Linked DNA regions of Mus musculus: region 1 is linked to region 2. The links are chromatin loops, found by intact Hi-C in ENCODE. Cell type or tissue: left cerebral cortex. All regions are shown on one strand. Links, peaks and the distances in the headings refer to the core of each region. The heading gives the core; the rest is flanking DNA.

Region 1 (8,347 bases), core at 187-8,186, 430 kb after region 2:
TGAGGAATTTTATTTATTCTGTTAGAAAAAATTCTTTCTTGATAATTATGGAACAATCTCTTTGGTGTTATCACATGTGTAGTTAGAACGAGGTTGTTCAGGAATGGAACGCTGACATCAGACTAGGTGGATACCAAAGTGTCCATTTTGCCAGGCAAGGCCAAGGGTGGCCATCTGGGATCTCTCTGGCATCATCTAAGCTGATCTTCTGCCTCAAACACTACCCTCACTCTCCCAGGACAGCATGTCTTTTGCTTCAGATAACTGTTCTGATGGTACCTACATTCTCCATGAGAAATTGCTAGGAGAAGGTTTATATGAGAACCTATTTTCTCCTTTAGGAACTAATAATTTTCCCTTCTACTCACAGCTTTCTTGTACAAGCCTTATTTATACAAGCTGCATAATATTTCAACATCTCAATGTTTTAGGTGCACGTGGCACAAATGACATTGGTTGCTTCTCTTCTAAGACACTCTTGAGGACTATAGCACAAGTGTAAGATGTTAGACACTCCTTAAATTCAAATTACTATGATTTAGCCACCCTTCTTTTCTAATGTCACCCAAGAAGTAGCCCTGACAGAAGATTTGGCATCAATAGTGAGCTTTGCAATGAAGAAGGGTTTTACAGTGCCTGCCCATTTAGACAACTTCTTTTTCTGTAGTCTCAACAACACATTTATGTGGAGAAAGGATTTGTTAGATGCTCTCAGTAGTATTCTCTTTTTCATTTACTCTTCATTGTTTTGCCTATTCAAACATTATTATTTTATCCTTGTAGAGTCTTCAACTTAAAGAGTTCATCATGTGTCCTTGTCAGGCATCAATGGAAGAAGAGGCCCTTGGTCCTGTGAAGGCACAATGTCCCAGTGTAGGGAAGTTCGGGGCACACCATCATAGAAGCAGGAGGAGGGGGATGGGATAGAGGGTTTCTGGAGGGGGGGAGAAATTGGAATAAGCATTTGAAAGGTAAATAAATAAAATATCCAATAATAATAATAATAATAATAATAATAATAATAATAATAAAGAGTTCATCCTGTGGCCAGTCTATCAGGATTCGTGGGATTTATTATTTTGACTGAATTAATTGCATAGAATGTATATAATTTGCCTATATACATTGGTATCCTAAAAGAAAGTTAGTACTGGGGACCATGTAAGGGAGGTTGAGTGAAATCTAACTTGCTGCAAGCCAGCTTTAGAAACTTATCAAGTCACAACTGGGTAATCAAAGGGTGGAGTCTGTACAGAATATTTACTGATATGGATAAAACTGACATGCCTAAATTGGCTTATGTGTCACCTTTCTTCCCTTTCACCTACTAGGTGACTGACTACCTTTAAGCTCTCTTTCTGGACTGTGCTGATCTCTTCGTTGTTTACATTATGAGCAGGCATAATAGGCTTGGCTCTTTATCCTTCTGAAGGTCTCATGATGCCTTTGTATTTGATGCCTAGTGCTCTTCAGACAACTCTTGGGACTTTTCTCAAATACTAGTTTAATTAGTGCAGAGTTTCTCCAGCCTCAGAGAAAAGGACTCAGACATTGCTTTGCTGGGTATGTCTAACACAGTGTTTTAACTTCTGTTCTTCCTACTCTCATCCTTCCCTGGAGGATCAGCTCTTCTCAGGAAATCCAGATGCTGTGGTCTTCATGAGATTTCTAAGTCACATCTAACACCAGGCTTTCCCCCTATTCTCTTCCTCACCTGTGTCAGCCATGAGGCAGGCTTCCCCAGGACTTTGTAGGTTAAGCGTTTCCCCACACTAGAGGGTGTTGCCTTCTTTTGTGGTCTTTGAGACTGTTGAAATCACTCAGATAAATCCTTCCCAGTGATGCAGGCACATTTCCAGAGGATAAACAAGCAAGCAAGCAAACAAAAACTATATTGTAAAGAGTAAAAATTAAAACATTAGTGGTAGCTTTAGGAACATTTTTCCTTAAAGCTGTGATGTTAAATGCCAAAGAGGCCTTTAAAACTTTCCTGTTGTATGTAAAATTCAGGTGTAGGGTCAGGACTTTAATTTAAAGTTCAAATGAACCTTCTTAAGTTTTCCATGACCCGTCTAAATCTTGTCAGGAATCTCTATTCATTTTCCACAAGTGTTTTAATGTTTAATTCTCCCTGGAAATATTTATAAAGTGAAGCATACCTTCAGGCTACTTCAATAGCAGTTTATTTACAACAGGACCATGACAGAATGCTCAAGTTTTATTTCATAAAGAAGTTCCCATGGATATGTCAAAAAGTAAAGATAGGACAACATTTAAAAATCCCTGAGGATAGCACTAGTGAGAAGGTTCAGTGAGTAAAAGTGCCTGTCATGAAGCCTAAAGGCCCACACTTGATCCTGGTCACACAGGGTAGGAAAAAATTGATCCCTATGTTATTCTCTTACCTCCAAATACATTCTGTGGCAAATTACATTTATGCACAAATACTTTAATATATAAATATAATTTTAAAGTTTTTTTATTCTTACATCTGTATATATATCCGTGTGTAAATGCACCCAGTGTGTACACCTGCCCACAGAAGCCAAAAGAGGGTGTTGAATCCCTTGGAGATGGATTAACAGGTGATTTTGAGCCATCTGATGTGGGTACTAACAAAATTCAGGTGCCCTTGAAGATAGTAAGTGTGCTTAACCATCGAGTCATCTCCAGCACTATATAAAATACAATTTAGAAGCCAACGTTACAACATAGATGGGTGAACATCTCCAAGGCCCTGCTCCCAGTTTTGGAGCAACAGACAGTCCAGGGGTTCTGGAAAAGTTTAAAAGCAACAGTAAAAACTCTAACAAAACTGAAAACAGAAATGCACAGTTATACTATAATAGCTAGAAATTTCATTCTAAGACCATCTGGTTCCAAAGACTTATGACCACACTAACTGAACACTGACTTCAAAAGCATGAACATAATTATGATATTTTGGGCCAGTATTAACTTTTGGTCAATATTTGGATAGATCTTTCTATGTTAACAAAATGCATACTTGGGTATCATTGGATCCAGTTTTGGAAGAGACCTGAATATTGGGTAGGCAAGTTCTTTCAGATAACTCACAGCTGTGCTGTATTTCATTTTTCATACTGAAAGTGACTGAAGTCAAACAAGCATTCAGATTTTTTGCCTTGGAGAAACTTTGAATCATTTAGGTGACCTGAGAGCTTTCACTGCAGTGAAACAGGGGAGGTCACAGGTAATGAGGATAAGCTTTTATACTCCTACATTTCTTACTTGGTTTGTCTTTTCAATGTATTCTTTAATTTCTGGGAAATATTAGATTTGAACATTTCTGTGACTGTTAGCAGTAACATATTTTGTATAACTCAAATATACATGTCTGAGTTCTGTAAATGTAGCAGTCTGTAGAAGGATTTTAATCCATTAATATGGCTACTCTATCTGGATTACAGACATGCCACTAATTCACACCTTTAATCCCAAACAATGAAGACAAAGTTAGTTTTAGAAGGAAGCACTTATGTTTGATAATGATGCTTAGTTGAATGGCAGACAAAGTGACAAATCAATTACATTTGTTTACATGCATATACTGTTCTCCTCAATATGGCTTGATGTATGTATTCACAAAAATATATAATCAATAGAACTGGATCTCATTATAAACAAAAATCAAACCTTATACAATATTAACCAAGGATGACAGGTTGATAAATGCAATTATATATGTATTTTTAAAAGTCAGGTATAAAGAAAGTTACGCTTGTGGTCAAAAACCTAAGCTAAGTTGCCGTTGTAGCCTTGGTAAACTCTGAAACTCTTCAAATAAATGTCTTGTTGAAATTGACTTAAATAAGACTTGGCAATTGCTATGTCATGAATGGTAATCAGGACTTTTAAGAAATGTATATAGAGAGTTTTGAATTCATGCTGTGACATTTGAATTCATACTGTGATGCTTATGAGAAATGTAGATGCTGCTATTGCTGCCTGAAAATAGCAACATGGATGTTTGGAGTGACAATTAAATTTTTGGCATGGTTCTTGATGCCAATGTGGACTCTGAAAGATAGGGCCTCAGATCAGGCAGGATTTTGTTTCTGAATGAGTTAGGTGTTAGGGTACAATGAAAACAACAAGGCTTACTTAAGTAAGGCTCTTCATACACTGCCATGTGAGCAGAAATGAATGCTTTCTCTTAGTCTCATTTTTGAATATTTAAGAGCTTCTGTATTCAATTTTTAAAAATTTAACATTCTTTTTAATTCCTTGAGATTTTGATACAATGTATTTTGATCCTATTTACCTTCTACCAGCCCCCACACAACTCCTCCCAGATAACCCCTAATTTTCAAATCCCTCCCAACTTTGTATCTTTTTAAAAAACAACCCACCATGTCTAATTTATGTTCCCGTATATATTCATGGGTGTAATGCCTTCCCTTGAAACTTGGTTGACCTACCCAAAGCCACACCCTTAAAGAAAACTGACCTGTCTCCTCCAGACCCCTCGGAAGTCACCAACTGTCAACAGCTTCTCGTTTTGGGGCTCTTGTGAGGCCCTTACTTCTCCATGTTAGAATGTTGACTGGCTTCATCTTGTTCAGCTCTTATGCAGCTACCCACAGATTCTCTGAGTTCTTTGAATGTACTAATCTGTAGAAGGATTTTAATCCACCAACATGGCTACTCTAGCTGGAATACAGAAACACCATTAGCACACACTTTTAGTCCCTCTGGCTGGAATACAGACATGCCCTTAATCCCAAACAATGAATGTAAAGTCAGTTTTAGAAGGAAGCACTTATGTTTGAAAGTGATGTTTATTTTGAGTGGCAGACAAAGAATCAAAGAAATATTTGGCAAAATAGGATATGCCCAACTCACACAAGAAGAGAAAGGAAAGAGGAGAGAGAGCGCATTACAGAAAGGGAGAAGGTAGCTTTACTGAAAGAGTTTTATAGAGACAGGTTGAAGAGAGAGTTAGACACAGATAAAGACGCAACAAGCCAGAAAAATGAGAGTGAGCCAGAAAATTATAACACATTGCCAAAGTTAGTGTGAAGCCAAGCAGAATCATTCAGTCAGAAACAGAAAGAAGCTAATTTAAATCAGTCAGTTGAGAAATGAGTTTCGAGCCAGAAAGCTGAGTTGAACCAGCCAGCCAGAATACAAAAAGAACAATAAAGGGTGAGCTTTTTCAGCAGTAAGTCTCAGAGGCCGAAAACATTCTAGGCCTCAATTGGATTGCACAGAAGGTAGAAGCTTCCAGGACTAGAGCTAGGTTAGCAGACAGAGGCAGTAAGCCTCAGAGATGACAGTTACATCAGGCATATAAAGTTTACTTTTACAGCAGTTCCACCATATCCAGAAGATACTATTTCTTTCTGGTCTTCCCTGATCTCTCACTCTTACAATCTTTCCATTTCCTCATCAAAGATGGTATTTTGCTTTGAAAGATGTCTTACTTAGGGTTTTACTGCTGTGAAGTGACACAATGATCAAGGCAACTCTTTTAATTGGGGCTGGCTCACATGTTCAGAGGTTCAATCCATTATCATCAAGGCAGAAAATGGCAGCATCCAGGTAGACATCGTGTAGAGGAGCTGAGAGCTCTACATCTTCATCTGAAGGCTGCTAGCAGAATACTGGCTTTCAGGCAGCTAAGATGAGGGTCTTAAAGCCAACCCCCACAGTGATGCACCTATTCCAACAAGGCAACACCTACAAATAGTGTCACTTCCTCAGCCAAGTATATTTTAACCATGACAGAAGATGATGATACAGATGCTCTGTTTGTAGCTGAAAATTCCAGTGATACTTATTTTCTGCAGTTTGATCAACTGTGAGTTTCTGCATTCATTACCTTCAACCGCACAAAGAAATTTCTCTGATAAGGACTATCTGTTATATTAACCTATAGTCATAGAGATATTTAGTTTAGAGGGAAGTTTGATTCTAAATTCACTCAGCAAAATAATTGTAGTAGGTTCACCTTCAGGGTCCATGAGCTCTCCAAACATACATTATTGACCGAATTTATGGCACCAGGCATGCTTCCTCTTATAAAGAAAAATAAACACATTCATAAAACAATTATTACCCCCATAATATTTGTGCCTCTATTGTACCCATAGCATAACTTGTTATGCTGGTATATTATTATAGTTCACAGGGTTCCTAGCTATTGATAACTTTCCCCCACAGCAACCCATATAACACTTTTTAGCACTATGGAAGCTAGCCAGCAGGGAAGAACTTCCTGGTCAGCATCAACTTGATTTCTTTATGCCTTATGGCAAAGTGTATGGCATCTTCAGCAATTTGTCTTACTGAGTTCTTGTGGGCAACTAAGAACAATGACAACAGCCTGTATTGTGTTGCTGGTCTTTGGGATAGCCATGATGAACAACAGGTAGCTTATGTTTGGCATTAGGCTTTTCATTTGGCAGCTTATGTCTTCTGAGAGGAGCATTATATCTTTTATATGGGAATTCCAATTAAAGCCATTTGTATGATTTGTGTGTGTTTGTGTTACATATAAAATATTATATGAATATATTACATGAAGCATATAAGATAGTAGGTTTTCACATGGCATTTTCAAACACCTTAATGTTAGCTATACCTCCTGCAGCCCCATCCTCTGGAATATGAGCAATAACTGCCTCTTTGCTCTGCTGTGGTCAACATTTGGAAAAAGAATAAAAGCTCAGCTTTCTCCCCCTGGCAGCACTGAGCTATATATATATATCAGAATCTGGCTTACCCAGCAACTGTTTTATCTAAATTTATTTCTATCACTTAAAATGTTACCTTCTAAGCCCTTAGTAGTGATTTATAATTGGAATATAAACAAGAATAAAGAGGTTTTAAAATACTCAGGAAAGTGTTATTTCACATTTAATTTTTTTTTCTTTTGACAGGATCTCAATCTCTCTGTAGTTCAGGCTGGCTTGAAGCTCTCAAGTACCTAAGCCTCCTATGTACTAACAGTACAAGTGTATGATACCATGCCTGGCAACTATATTCTCTTGTTTGAAAATGGAACCATAATTTATGCATAGAACTTGTAAATGAGAACATCTTACTTCACAGATGGTAACAAGGAGGCTCCCAGAAGTCAAGGAGTGGTTGTAGGTGTTGGGAACCACATTTTACAAACCTAACTATACTCTGATGCTGCTGTTCCTACCATTCCTCAAGTATCCAAAATTTTGTCTTAAATAGTGTATTTTTTCTTTAAAAATACTTATTGGAGAGAGGAGTGGGAAGGGGAGGGAAAGAGGGAAGATGAAAAAGGAAGGAAGGGAGAGAGAAAACACATGTGTGTCTCTTTCTCTGGAGATGGTAAGAGGATAGAGATGTTGGCTTTTTATTTCCTGGCTCCTAATGGTTTTACTTTGATGTTGGTGAGGTAAAAAGGAGAACAGAAAGGCGCCAAACTTCTCTCAGATTCTGAGTTTACCTTCCTAATGATAGTTTGGTTTTTTCCACATTAGACACAACATTACATACAAGAAAGCAGGAAGTGGTATTTTACAGCCAGACATGCCTTGTTAGCTGGGCTATTAAACAGTTCCCTTGGTTTAGCTGTAACTTTTGCAGCATATATCTTATAAATATCAGAAACTAGTTACTGAAAGTGTTCGTATCACTTTCTACTAGCTGTAACAGGCTGTAACTAGATGAGAAATGAGAATTAGAAAGAAGTAAAAGGCAAAGTTGTATCTCATGACTATTACCTCAACCTAACAGTTTTCCCTTCTCCAAAATCCCCTTCCAGTTCTTATCTTTAATATGTGTATTGCATAATTGTAAGTAGACATTATACAGTCTTTCATATAGTTAAGGACTTTGTGACTTCTTTTTAAGATGACCATATGTCCTGAATTAATAACTTACAATGTATTTAATTATTCCTCTGTTGTAGAAATTTGGAATTTTCAGGTTACTTTTCAATCATATATAAAATGTTCTAACAAAAGAGGTCTATAAAAACACAGCTGTCCCTATTCTAAATTATGTTTTTGGAGAAAAGACTGATTACTGAGAATGTCCAAGAGAATTTTATGTTTACTGATGAGTATTCTTTAGGAATAAATTTTATATATGGTCTGAAATTTGTACAGCTTTTGGCTACTTGGTCTCCTTGGAAAAAGAAAAAGAAATTACAAACATTCTAGGTAACCTCCCACCTTGAGGTGACTCCACAGAGAAAAGCCACAGGCTCAGCATTTGCATTGTCACCGAGGCTTCAGGATACCATAATACTTCTACTTCATTAGAAGGAAGTGAGAGTTTGTTACCTTTAAAACTTCTTGAGTTTTCTGCTTTGTAATTTAAATATGTTAGTTAATTCAATCAT
Region 2 (8,347 bases), core at 252-8,251:
TCCTGAAGAAATCCAAAACACCATCAGATCCTTCTACAAAAGGCTAAACTCAACAAAACTGGAAAACCTGGATCAAATGGACAAATTTCTAGACAGATACCAGGTACCAAAGTTAAATCAGGATCAGGTTAATGATCTAAACAGTCCTATATCCCCTAAAGAAATAGAAGCAGTCATTAATAGTCTCCCAACCCAAAAAAGCCCAGGACCAGATTGGTTTAGTGCAGAGTTCTATCAGGCCTTCAAAGAAGATCTAATTCCAGTTCTCCACAAACTATTCCACAAAATAGAAGCAGAAGGTACCCTACCCAATTCATTCTATGAAGCCACAATTACTCTGATACTTAAACCACAGAAAGACCCAACAAAGATAGAGAACTTAAGACCAATTTCCCTTATGAATATCGATGCAAAAATACTCAATAAAATTCTCACTAACCGAATCCAAGAACACATCAAAACAATCATTCATCCTGACCAAGTAGGTTTGATTCCAGGGATGCAGGGATGGTTAGTATACGGAAATCCATCAACATAATCCATTATATAAACAAACTCAAAGCCAAAAACCACATGATCATCTCCTTAGATGTGGAGAGAGCATTTGACAAAATCAACACTCATTCATGATAAAAGTCTTGGGAAGATCAGGAATTCAAGGCCCATACCTAAACATGACAAGAGCAATCTACAGAAAACCAGTAGCCAACATCAAAGTAAATGGTGAGAAGCTGGAAGCAATCTCACTAAAATCAGGGACTAGACAAGGCTGCCCACTTTCTCCCTACCTCTTCAACATAGTACTTGAAGTCCTAGCCAGAGCAATTCGACAACAAAAGGAGATCAAGGGGATACAAATTAGAAAAGATGAAGTCAAAATATCATTTTTTGCAGATGATATGATAGTATATATAAGTGACCCTAAAAATTCCCCCAGAGAACTCCTAGACCTGTTAAACAGCTTCAGTGAAGTAACTGGATATAAATTTAACTCAAGTCAATGGCCTTTCTCTACACAAAGGATAAACAGGCTGAGAGAGAAATTAGGGAAACAACACCCTTCTCAATAGTCACAAATAATATAAAATATCTTGGCGTGACTCTAACTAAGGAAGTGAAAGATCTGTATGATAAGAACTTCAAGTCTCTGAAGAAAGAAATTGAAGAAGATCTCAGAAGATGGAAAGATCTCCCATGCTCATGGATTCACAGGATCAATATAGTAAAAATGGCTATCTTACCAAAAGCAATCTACAGATTCAATGCAATCCCCATCAAAATTCCAACTCAATTCTTCAACGAATTAGAAAGAGCAATCTGCAAATTCATCTGGAATAACAAAAAACCTAGGATAACAAAATCTCTCCTCAAGGATAATAGCACCTCTGGTAGAATCACCATGCCTGACCTAAAGCTGTACTACAGAGCAATTGTGATAAAAACTGCATGGTACTGGTATAGAGACAGACAAGTAGACCAATGGAATAGAATTGAAGACCCAGAGATGAACCCACATACCTATGGTCATTTGATCTTTGACAAGGGAGCTAAAACCATCCAGTGGAAGAAAGACTGCATTTTCAACAAATGGTGCTGGCACAACTGGCAGTTATCATGTAGAAGAATACAAATTGATCCATTCCTATCTCCTTGTACTAAGATCAAATCTAAGTGGATCAAGGAACTCCACATAAAACCAGAGACAGTGAAACTTAGAGAGGAGAAAGTGGGGAAAAGCCTCGAAGATATGGGCACGGGGGAAAAATTTCTGAATAGAACAGCAATGGCTTGTGTTGTAAGATTGAGAATCGACAAATGGGACCTCATAAAATTGCCAAGCTTCTATAAGGCAAAAGACACCGTCAATAAGACAAAAAGGCCACCAACAGATTGGGAAAGTATCTTTACCTATCCTAAATCAGATAGGGGACTAATATCCAATATATACAATGAAAATCAAATAATCCCATTAAAAATGGGGCTCAGAGCTAAACAAAGACTTCTCAGCTGAGGAATACTGAATGGGTGAGAAGCACCTGAAAAAATGTTCAACATCCTTAATCACCAGGGAAATGCAAATCAAAACAACCCTTAGATTCCACCTCATACCAGCCAGAATGGCCAAGATCAAAAATTCAGGTGACAACAGATGCTGGCGAGGATGTGGAGAAAGAGGAACACTCCTCCATTATTGGTGGAATTGCAAGCTTCTACAACCACTCTGGAAATCAGTCTGATGGTTCCTCAGAAAATTGGACATAGTACTACTGGAGGATCCCGCAATACCTCTCCTGGGCATATATCCAAAAGATATTCCAACCAGTAAGAAGGACAAATGCTCAACTATGTTCATAGCAGCCTTATTTGTAGTAGCCAGAAGCTGGAAAGAACCCAGATGCACCTCAACAGAGGAATGGATATATAAAATGTGGTACATTTACACAATGGAGTACTACTCAGCTATTAAAAAGAATGAATTTATGAAATTCCTAGGCAAATGGATGAACCTGGAGGGCATCACCCTGAGTGAGGTAACCCAATCACAAAAGAACTCACATGATATGTACTCACTGATAAGTGGATATTAGCCCAGAAACTTAGAATACCCAAGATACAAAATATAATTTGTAAAACACATGAAACTCAAGAAGAACGAAGACGAAAGTGTGAACACTTTGCTCCTTCTTAGAATTGGGAATAAAACATCCATGGAAGGAGTTACAGAGAGAAAGATTGGAGCTGAGACGAAAGGATGTACCGTCTAGAGACTGCCATACTTGGGTGTCCATCCCATAATCAGCTTCCAAATGCTGACACCATTACACACACTAGCAAGATGTTGCTTAAAGGACCCTGATATAACTGTCTCTTGCTAGGCTATGCCATGCCCTAGCAAACACATAAGTGGAGGCTCACAGTCAACTATTGGATGGATCAAAGGGCCCCCAATGGAGGAGCTAGAGAAAGTAACCAAGGAGCTAAAGGGGTCTGCAACCCTATAGGTGGAACAACAATATGAACTAACCAGTACCCCCCAGAGCTGGTGTCTCTAGCTGCATATGTAGCAGAAGATGACCTTGTTGTCCATCAGTGGAAAGAGAGGCCCATTGATCTTGCAAACTTTATATGCCTCAGTACATGAGAATTCCAGGGCCAAGAAGTGGGAGTGGGAAGGGGGAGGGTAGTGTGTGTGTGGGAGGGCTTGGGGGACTTATGGGGTAGCATTGGAAATGTAAGTGAAGAATTACCTAATTAATAAAAAAAAAGAAAAAAATGTACAATTAAAAGAAGGTGGTAATGAATCAGCACAAAAAAAAAAAAAAAAAGATGTGAGTTCTGTAGGTCCACTAGTGTAGTCTTTTGGATAATAAACACTGGCTTTTTATAGTACCTATTTATATAATATTTGAGTACACACAATTGTTAATTCAAATCCTTATTAACTTATGCAAATTCCCTTAATGGCAATTAAATAGTTTCTCTTTCAAGTGAAATGGAAGATTCAAGGATTCAGTCAGTGTGTGTCCTGTCAGCAGTAAGTGGTGCTCTACCATTGCCAATACTTCACAGATAGGGAGGATCTGCATCAACACTCGCAACCTCCTTCTGCTCTTCTCATCTCAGCCCAACAGTCCCTTGATCAGCCTCCTCTTTCTGCTCTTCTCCCCTGAGTTTGGAGGCTAAGCCATCCTTTCATTTGATGATTCCTTACTCTCCTACTTATTTTTTTAAAAGGACGCTTGAAGGTCCTCGAAGAGGTTACTCACTGAGAACTGGGAGTGTGGTCTTCTAGATTTCTTTGGAAGGCAAGAGCTCCCAGGAGAAGATATTTGTTTCTTAGGAAGATGGGCCAGGCAAGTTCATAGGAATCAGGAGTTTCAGGAGTCATTATTCAGTCTAGTGAAGACCATTGTGAATGGCTGGCCTGGAACATTACTGGATAATGGGTGATAGTACTCAATGTATGGCTAAGCAGAATTCAGATGAATTGTGTTGTAGGGTGTCTATTGGTCAATGCTGGAAGCCTGAGCTAGAGTCTTTCTGGTCATTTGGGATGACTGCTTTGGTCAAAGACTACTGGTACTGTAAGACATCTGAAAGCCTTCAAACTCCAGGGTTGTTGGCTGGCATCTGCTCAGCTACTGGGCATGCCCCCTTGGGGGAGGTGGAACAAGGAGAGTTTGACTGCACTTATCTCACACCTCCACCGGGGTGGGTGCTGGGGCATAGGGAAGTGCTGAGGCACAGCTCTGGGAGTGGGAAAACTCAGTCTTAGGTGTAAAATTGGTGGAGCTGGTTCAAGGGTCCCCCAGCCTGTGACAAGGCTGGAGTCATGGTTTCTTAGACTCTTGGACATCCAGGTGCTGCTTGAAGTCATGGAAGAGCAGAGAAAAGATTGTGTATGTGTATGTGGGGTTGTGGGCTTGGGATAGCATCTAGTCTGGGGTCAGGGCAGAAGGGGAGCTCTGGCTTGTCCCATCCCAGATGATTGTCCTTAGCTTGGCGGAGGCAGGCTTGGTGGAGGTTGTGGCTGGGATTGCAGGGAGGCCTTCTACAGGAGATTAGGATGAGGTTCTGTAGGGAAAGGCCTTCTCCATGGCTCTCCATGGTGGATCTTGGTGAAAAGATTCAGTTCATGGTTCTAAAGAGTTTATTGTCATGGTAGAAAGTGGATGTGTGAAATCATACCCCACTTCTCAGGGTGGGCCTGAGATTACATGCCTTTTGCAGGGAGGAATTTCTGAGAAGGGAAGCTTATTGGCTAAGCCCTTAGGGCCTTTAAGTACCTCAATAGCATGGAGAACTCTGTTTTGAGCCTAGGTTTATTTCATATGTTTATTTTACATGAGAAGCAAGGCATGTGTTCCAAGTCAGGAGTCTGGCAGAAAGATGGGAGTCACCTAAGTGTCAGGTTTATGCCCACTGAGTCTCTGGGTCTCAACCTGCTCTACCTTACCATACTTCCTGGCACAGTTTTATGTCCCTCATCAAACCATGCCTTCCAATGTTTCCCTCAGAGATTTTGAATGAGGTCAGTTTCTGTTTCTTTGAAGCATTTCTGCCAACACCGTATGGGGAACCTAGAAATGTGTCTTGTTTAGTGCGCTAGAAGCTGCATTTAGGGACTTTCTATTTGTAGATAGGACAATGCACAGGTAGGCTATTTTTCTTTCATTGGGGTACTGAGCTGGTAATTGAGGGTTGAACACTACAACCACACTAAGTGTTCTGGAGGTAGCATTGGTAACTTGATGAGAGTTGTGATATGGACATGTCAGGTTTTCAACAGTCAGGATTTGGTCACAGTACCCTCATCAGCAACTTGAAGACACCAGTGGCAATCATATTCTCAATTTCATATGGCCATGGAGATGAGGAGTAGGATGAGGGATCTGAATATGATGTATTGCAGGGGACATAGGTCTGCTGCCAGACTTCCCAATGGTTAGAAGACTAGTTTGAATACACTCTAGAACAATCTCTTTCCATTTATGAAAATGGACAGTGGCTTGTCTGGATTATCTAGAAAATCAAAGTTTCAGCCACATTCTTATGGCTTTACTGTTCTGTCTTTGAGTGTTAGGAAAGACTTTTGCTGTTCTTCTTGCCCTTATCTCTATTCTGTTTGTATCATTACCTGTCTCTTATTTATTTGTATCACTGCATGATTTATGAAGTCTGAGTTGTGGAAATTCTAGATCTTCTGTGAATCTGAAGTTTTCCTTTTCTGGTCTCAGAAAATGTTCCATGCTAGCACTTGCTTGGATAACTCTTTCAGTGTGGTCAAAGGCTCCAGTCTCTGCATTTCACCCTGGAGATCTCTTCTGGTGGGGGAGCCATCTGCCCAATTAGTGCCCTAGTCTTTTCAGTGCATTGTGAGCTTTAGCAAGTTAGAGTTATGATGATCTGCCACCTTCCTCGTATGTTAGGTGAGCCTTCTTCAGCTCTTTATTTGGGAGTTCCCAAATCCATACTGTCTTTCATCATGTTCTCTAAGAGGTGGTTGCTGCAGATACAGCACAAGGAAGGATGTTGCTTTCAGGATATTGGTGGAAAGAGTAATCTAGAGCAACTGATTTTGAAGGTTAACTTATACCTTTGATCTTTATGTTATTCTATTTTTAACTGATCAATTTGATTTGTGATTATTTTGTCTAAAATTTTGCATCTATATGAATGAAGGATATTTATCTATAGTTTTTCTCATTACTTTTGCCAAAGTATACTATTCTTATAAAAGAATTTGGCATTCCCTGTTTTCCAGAATAAGTGTTTAGAAACTTCGTTAGAAAGTTTATAAAAAAGCAGTGTTATTTATTTTTAAAATATTTAAATAACCACCTGCTAGGCAAGATGTTCCTACTGGTACACAAGTGGTATCACTATTTTGGGGGTAACAAATTACTTTATTGCTTGGATTGGAGATCTACTCCATAGGAGAGGTTTCATGTCTGGTACTGCAATCCTAGTCAAAACCAGTGGTCCCCAGTGGTATATTTCCACAACTCAGACTCCAACTGGTATATTGCTACATGGACACAATGTTTTTGTCAAACTTGCCTTCTAAATCTTTATGTTTTTTGCCTATAAGTTAGAGCTGGTGGTAGCTTTTGTCATAGAGATGTCTTTCTGTAGTGAATGGTAGTTATTGCAGAGGCTTACAGTTGACCAAACTTCTGACTATAGCGATTGTTGAATGCTCAGCTGTAAATAAGACATTGATATTATTAAGGTTAAGGGAACATCATGAAAGATGGGCTGAAAAAAATGTGAGATCTGGAGAAAGGGGCAGAGTGCTATAGAATGCTTTCTCCTGGACATGGCCTGGCTATGACCTTTTTGATTTCACAGCAGCTGTAGAGTATATAAACCGTAGCTTATGTAGCCTATAGACCTGTATAAGATTGGGCCTGTCAACATTTTATTATCAGGGAATTTGTTGCTAAGGAGGAGGATCTTATGAAGCCTAAACAACCCTGAGGATTTATAGGTTGTTGGTGCAGGGAGAGACATTTTCTTCATTGATGCAGCCACTGGCAAGTTGCTTATGCTCCCCAAAATAATATCACTCATACTCTTGTGAACAACCCCAGTGAAATTCACTGAGTCATGGTAAATACATAATAAATAAGTAAAGACATGAATGTAGAATTGAGCTATTTGAGAAGAGGAAGGGTTTTCGTGGGAGTAGGTAGGGGTAGACTAAGAGAGAGTAATGGGATAAACATGACCAAAATACATTCTACACATTTATGAAAATGTCACAATAAGACCCACTATCATGTAGTCTTAATTATGCCAATAAAAATCTTTAAAAATGTTTCTCCAAATGTTTTTGGTTAGCTGTTGAGTCACTAAATTTTATTTTCTTTCTTTTTGTCTTTAGCTGATAAATATTTGTTAGTTATATTCACCTTGCTATGCCATAGAACCTCAGGACTTACTCTTCTTTTCAAATAGTCTTATGTAATAGTCTTTTAACCCACTGGTTAATCTTTTAATATCCTCACTGCTCTGGTCTATGGTAGCTGCTGTTCTATTTTCAACTTCTATGTTATATCCCACATATGAGTGAGATCATGTGCTGTCTTCCTTTCTGTCTTTTACTTATTTCACATAATATATTTTTCAGGTTCACTTAACATATTTTTTATGTTATAATTGAAAATTTTATTCTTTATGTCTAAATAGTATTCTATAGTATGTATACCACATCTTCTTTATCTATTTGTACATTAAGAGACAACTAGGTTCATTTCCATATCACAGCTTTTGTGAGTGATACTGTAGGAGACATGGAAGTGCAGTATGAATATATGGCTCTCATTTCTTCTAGGTAAATACCTTGAAGAATGAGTAACCTGTGTTCTAAGGTACTACCACTTTAATTTTAGTTAAAACAGTTGACTATCTATCAATCTCCATCCATCCATCCGTCTGTCCATCCATCCATCCATCCATCCATCCATCCATCCATCCATCCATCCGTCTATCCGCCCATCCATCTATCATCTAGCTATCTACCTATCATCTATCTATTATTTAACAATATAACTATCTATCTATCTATCTATCTATCTATCTATCTATCTATCATCTATCTACGTATCATTTATCTATTATCTATCATCTATTTATTTAATTACTTAACTATCATCTATCTACCTATTATCTATTATCTATCTATCATTGTACTAACAAAAGCTAAATTATTTGATGGTAAATGTCAATAATTCTGAAAACAAAGCAACTATTAAACAATTTAAAATAGTTAAAATATATTTGAGCTTGTCTTAACATAAACACTGTTGCTTTAAGAAAATATTTAAAAACATTTATAGTTTGA

The links. Hi-C counts contacts between places; a loop is a spot of excess contacts. Peaks named below come from ENCODE experiments on the same cell type or tissue, not always from the same donor. Only the 100,000 strongest peaks of a DNase experiment are listed, where the experiment ranks them.
Region 1: it touches region 2 in a loop (2.8-fold over the local background); 2 of 42 quality-filtered maps call a loop at or near these places.

Annotation. Positions count from the first base shown.
Region 1 is chr12:119,403,665-119,412,011 of GRCm38, forward strand. It overlaps a transcript of Macc1 not described here. Among named protein-coding and RNA genes, the nearest start is that of Macc1, 36 kb to the right of the region's middle. In left cerebral cortex, for the core only: no CTCF peak of the experiment used is centred there; DNase peaks (open chromatin) are centred at 4,009, 5,072, 6,704 and 7,062.
Region 2 is chr12:118,975,867-118,984,213 of GRCm38, forward strand. No RefSeq gene overlaps it. Among named protein-coding and RNA genes, the nearest start is that of Abcb5, 14 kb to the left of the region's middle. In left cerebral cortex, for the core only: no CTCF peak of the experiment used is centred there; a DNase peak (open chromatin) is centred at 5,016.